Regions from separate parts of the Homo sapiens genome. Here region 2 is linked to region 1. Evidence: read pairs that join two places in POLR2A ChIA-PET (ENCODE). Cell type or tissue: GM12878. All regions are shown on one strand. Each heading gives the region's core, and the rest is flanking DNA. Links, peaks and the distances in the headings are about the cores only.

The links. ChIA-PET counts read pairs that join two places held together with the same protein. Peaks named below come from ENCODE experiments on the same cell type or tissue, not always from the same donor. Only the 100,000 strongest peaks of a DNase experiment are listed, where the experiment ranks them.
Region 2: POLR2A ChIA-PET joins it to region 1 with 6 read pairs; 2 of 35 experiments call an interaction of 5 or more read pairs at or near these places.

Annotation. Positions count from the first base shown.
Region 1 is chr12:111,993,266-111,996,065 of GRCh38, reverse strand. The region is part of intron 3 of TMEM116 (transmembrane protein 116); the gene reads left to right. It also overlaps the pseudogene SLC25A3P2. Among named protein-coding and RNA genes, the nearest start is that of TMEM116, 18 kb to the left of the region's middle. In GM12878, for the core only: no CTCF peak of the experiment used is centred there; DNase peaks (open chromatin) are centred at 1,295 and 2,045; H3K4me3 peaks cover 1,418 bases.
Region 2 is chr12:112,165,451-112,168,250 of GRCh38, reverse strand. HECTD4 (HECT domain E3 ubiquitin protein ligase 4) reads left to right here. Exons shown (of 76, transcript NM_001388303.1): 71 at 334-437; 72 at 713-934. Among named protein-coding and RNA genes, the nearest start is that of MIR6861, 3.5 kb to the right of the region's middle. RefSeq lists an enhancer at 1,697-2,303. In GM12878, for the core only: no CTCF peak of the experiment used is centred there; no DNase peak of the experiment used is centred there.

The DNA.
Region 1 (2,800 bases), core at 2-2,501:
AGATTTTTTTTTTTTTTTTTTTTTTTGAGACAGGGTCTTGTTCTGTTTCCCTGGCTGAAGTGCAGTGATGCAATCATGGCTCACTGCAGCCTTGACCTCCTGGGCTCAAGTGATCCTCCTGCCTCAGACTCCCAAGTAGCTGAGACCACAAGTGTGTGTCACCATGCCCAGCTAATTTTTTTATTTTTTATTTTATTTGTAGAGATGGAGTCTCACCATGTTTCCCAGTCTGGTCTTGAACTCCTGGGCTCAAGCAGTCCTCCTGCCTCGGCCTCCCAAAATGTTAGGATTATAGTCATATAGTCACTGAGCCTGACCTAGAACTGATTAGATGGAGTCTCACTCTGTCGCTCAGGCTGGAGTGCAGTGGCATGATCTCGGCTCACTGCAACCTCCGCCTCCTGGGTTCAAATGATTCTCCTGCCTCAGCCTCCTGAGTAGCTGGAATTACAGGCGCCCGCCACCATGCCCAGCTAATTTTTGTATTTTTAGTAGAGATGGGGTTTCACTATGTTGGCCAGGCTGGTTTTGAGCTCCTGACCTCAGGTGATCTGCCCACCTCCCAAAGTGCAGAGATTACAGACGTGAGCCACCATGCCCGTCCTAGAACTGATTTTTTGAGTGTAGTGTGAGATACAAAGTAGGGGCCTAATTTCATTTTTTTTTCCTGTATGGATACCCAATTGTTCTAGCTTCATATTTTGAAAAGACTGTCTCTTTTCCACTGATTGAAAAAGCCACTTATGTCATACATCAGAGATCTATATATATATTGCTGGGTTTAATTTGGGCTATTTTCATTTTATTCACCTATTTGTCCATCCCTGTACTAGTACCACAGTATCTTCACTCTAGGTCTATGTTAGTTTTTGTAGGGAGACCTCCTGAAACTATTGCTATGGAATAAAAGATGAAATGCTCCTGATTATTGTAAATACAAAATTGCATGCAGGATTTTGTAAAGACAATGCAAGGTTTGGCTGCCAGAATGAGCCAACAGTGCGTGATGTGCTTCTCCCTGCAGAGAGCCTATAAACGGACGTGCAGTCAGGGAGGTTTCACATCACCAAGATTACTATCCCAGAAAAGCAGATGTTCATAGCTCTGGGAATGCAATGCAACCCTTGTGGAGAGCCTATAAATAGACACATGAGGGGCGCTTGTTCATATGGATAAGATAGGGTTATAAACGCCCTTATCTTGCCACGGCTTTTCTGGGTCTCTTTAGGGTTAAGGCATACTCCCTTCTGAGAATTTGTGGTCTAACCGGTTGTTTCACATCCTGTTTCTGTTGATTGTTTGCAACCAGCTTTTGCTGCAAATATTACTGCTGATTAGTATCTTACTAAACATAGGTTATGGATAGACTGTGTTTCTGTTTTAAGGCTCTGTTAGAAATTGCTGACACACACACTATGTTGTAAATTCTTATCTCTGTATACTGTACTTATGCATACCGATGTTACATTAAAGAATTACTTCATCCCCATGTGATCATCTCACCTCATAATCAAATGACCCCCTAAATCCCTCACTAACCTACCCCCGCCCTCACTAAACTTAATAATAAATGCCAGTATATCCAGTGCATTGGCGGCATCACAGGACCAGAAGGCGGTGACGCCCTGGACCCAGCTTTCACTATTTTGTGTGTGTCTTTTATTTCTCGACCTGCCGATCCACCTGGGAACAAAGAAAGAGCCCCGTTGCATTGCGGGCTGCTGGCCAGATCCCACGATAAGTCTTAAGATGAGGTGGGGCAAGTTCTTCTTTTTTTTTCAAGAGTGTCTTGGTTATCTTAATATTTTATATTTCTTTCTTTTTTTCCTGAAGAGTTGGGTTTATTTCAATAGTAAATTTGAAACTCTTGACTTAAGTGAAAGTACTCTAGTAATTATATCAGGAATAGACAATTTCCTACACTGTCAAATATATGAAAGTTCCTTTTGTACGTTCTTCAACACTGATCAACAAGCAGTTTCAGTCCACATTTGCTTTGATCTGTCACTGAGTTAACCCAAGCTGCTTCTTCAGAGATTCTGGCATCTTGGGGGAGGGCAAGGGAGGCTGAAGTAGACCTTCACAGAATCATAGATAAACTACTGTAGTGCAGTCAGAGTACCAGTCATAATGATACAGACAAACATTCCCTTCCATACACCTTTAAATCCAAGTCTCTGGAGGACTTGAGAAGCACTGCTACCTTTTTCTTTATTCAACACAGATACCACAGAATCATCAGGGTGAGAAACAATTGCACAAAACACTCCAGGTATGTAACCTGCTACAAATGTTACAACCAGCTCCTCTGTCTTTGAACATTCACCACAGGGCTTCCGAACCACAAACTTGTACAATGCTTCAACAGTACCTTAAAAGCAGGCAAACTTCATCATGGCATATGCTATCTGTCTCATCCAGAGAGGAGCAACCCCTTTGTAGAATGTTTTTAGGCCTTCTTCCTTATACATCTTGGGAGCTGCATCCCTCAAAGTCTTGGTCTAACCTGGTTGGGTTTGAATTTGAACCTTAGCAGCTTCCATAGGGCAATTACAGCAAAGAATTCAGCACTGGCAGAGGCAGCCAAATACAGTGATGTGCACCAGAGATAACATGCTCTGGGAGTATGTTGCTATACAAGACTTTAAAGACTTCATAAAAGCCAAACTTGCAGAACACCTGCATGGAGTGGCCAATGAAAGTCAGAGCCTGTCCTTTAGCCAAAGAATGAACACCATCCTCCTTAAGTGTAACTGAGAATCCATTAAATATGCCCTTCTACTTTTGGGGGTCCACCTGC
Region 2 (2,800 bases), core at 242-2,741, 170 kb before region 1:
TGAGAGGTTGCCTGTGTGGGGACCTGCGGTGACCTCACTGAATCTTCGAATGGCCTTCGGGGTAGGTACGGTCACTCTCCCATTTGACAGACAGGTGACTGAGCCTCAGGGACATCTTGCCCTCCGTGGTATCCCTGGGTGGCCCCACTAGTGAGTGGAGAGCAGGATTGGACCTGAGGCCTCCCAGGCCTGGGGTGGCTTCTTTCTACCCCGCCACAGCGGCAGGTAGGCCGTGGAAGGAGTAGCCGCTCCAGCCAGCAGGTGAGAGGGAGGGAACGGTGTCGCCTCCCGCCGGGACACCCCAGGTGCCCATGTGTCTCGTCTGTCCTACAGGCGGCTCTTTCCGCCACTTCCTGTGGCAGGTGTGTAAGGAGCTGCAGAGTTCCTCGCTGTCGCTGCTGCTGCTGTGCCCCAGCTCAGCTGTCAATAAGAACAAGGTAGGCAGAGGCCGGGAGGAGGCTCCACGCCCCCGAGCTCATGTCCTGCGCAGTGGCTGGGGTGGCGGGCAGTGTGTGTCTCATCAAAGCCAAACCGTTTCAGAAACCCTCCCAATCTGTGGGGACAGGTCCTTGCCTCACTGGATGGGCAAGCTCTGGGAGCTTGCAGTGACTTCTCTCCTGCCTGCCACAGGGTATGGTGGCTTGAAACACATGTTCCCTGGCGGGCACAGAGGCCCACGCCCAGGTCACCTCATGCCCACCTCCACTTCCAGGGCAAGTATATCCTGACCCCGAGCCCCATCACCTACGGGGAGGAGCAGCTGCTGCACTTCCTGGGGCAGCTGCTGGGGATTGCAATTCGGGCAGACGTCCCGCTGCCCCTGGACCTCCTGCCCTCCTTCTGGAAGACGCTGGTGGGCGAGCCCTTGGACCCTGAGCAAGACCTGCAGGAAGCGGATATCCTCACCTACAATTACGTCAAGAAGTTTGAGAGCGTGAGTGCAAGGCACAGTTCTGGGGGGCTGCAGAACCCGGGGCCTCCCCGCCACCTTGCTTAGGCCTCCATGCAGACCCGAGCTCCCCGCTGAGGCTGGGTTGGGATCCCACAGAGGACCTTAGGGGTGTGAGCCATGTGCCAGGAAGGCTTATTTCATGGGGACAGAGGCCTCTGGCCTCCCTCCCTGCTGGCAGCAGAGATTGGAGGTGACATGACCAGCCCTGCTGGCCCTCCCCTCCCACATTGGTGCTCATTGCCTGGCCATGGGCAAGGGCTCCTGGAGCTGAGTGAACAGGCACTGGGAGAACAGCTGTAGGGGTGAAGGTTAAGAGTTTTTTCAGGGACTCAGAGCACAGGAGTCAGCCCTGGGACCACCTGAGGTCCACCAAGGGGGAGGCATCAGGATGGAGCCCTTCCTGCCTGTCCAGGGCATGCGTACGCCACGCACAGATGTTGACAGCATGGTGCTGTTGCCCAGTGCCCCCCTGGAGGGAGATGGAGTCCACAGTCCTTCCGTTCACTCAGTGGCCGTCACTGAGGCCCAGTCACGGGCCAGCCAGGCTCTGGGCACTCGCCCTGTCCTCAGGGAGTGTCCAGGCTCGTCTCCTTCATGTTGGAGGGCGGAGGGCTTTATTCCATCATCACAAGGCCAGGAGGAAAGTGAGGCTCACCAAAGGGAGGTGACTTGCCTGGGCCCTCACAGCTGGCAGGGAGCAGAGCCACCAGGAGCCCAGGGCTGCCTGCTCTGACTTCCGGGCTCTCCAGCACCACGTGCCCTACAGCTGAGAGAGCCATCCTGGCTGAGTGTGGAGGGCAACGTCCCACCCAGCGCCCCTCAAGGCCACGAGAGTGGACGTCGTGCCTGAGGCCCGGCAGAAGCTGCTCTCTCCTGGGCCTCAGGTGAAGGAGGTGCCAGCGGCTTCTGCCTATGCCGGCAGAATACTCCATGGCCGACTGAGGCACTGCCTGGCCAGGTCTCTGGTCTCTGCCATTGTCCCCCTGGGTCACTCAGGGCAGCCATTGCAAGACAATAGCAGAGCCAGAGTCCCGGATGCCAGTGGCTTCTCGGTAGAAACAGGGATGACAAGGCATTGTCTAAAGGGTGGAAGAACACCCACAGTGGGCTGGGGGTTTATGCGTCTCCTGCACTCCTCCGAGGAGTCCTCCTGGGGCTCTGGGTGCAGCACAGGCTGGGGCAGCAGGGGATGTGAGGCGGGGTCCCGGTAGACAGGCCAGCTGAGGCTTCTGGCTACAGGGATGGCCAAGGCCCCAGAGGGTATGGGATGCAGAACCACATGGTGTTGTGGGGTGCATACTAGGAAGAAGTGCTCTCGACTTGTATCAGTGGAGTGTCTGCGGTGAAGGGGTAGGGAGGTTGCTACTAAGGAGACTCCAGGCTTAGACCCGAATGTCCATCCACCTGTCACTGTCCCCAAGCTGCAGTCAGTCTCCTTTGGGTCCGACCCTGTCGTCTCCCTGGTAGCCCAGCAAGCACAGTGCGAATCAGTTTCCCCTGGACGCTGATCCTGGTCGCCATATGTGGGGAGGCGACAGCCTGTACACCTCCACAGACAGGACTAAGTCAGGGCTGTCTGGTGGCAAGGGACAGAAATCCCAACTCCAACAAGCTTTAGAAAAAAATTGTTTAAAATGAGTTGCTCTTAGGCCGGGCGCGGTGGCTCACGCCTGTAATCCCAGCACTTCGGGAGGCCAAGGTGGGCAGATCACGAGGTCAGGAGATTGAGACCATCCTGGCTAACACAGTGAAACCCCGTCTCTACTAAAAATACAAAAAATTAGCCAGGCATGGTGGCGGGCGCCTGTAGTCCCAGCTACTTGGGAGGCTGAGGCAGGAGAATGGTGT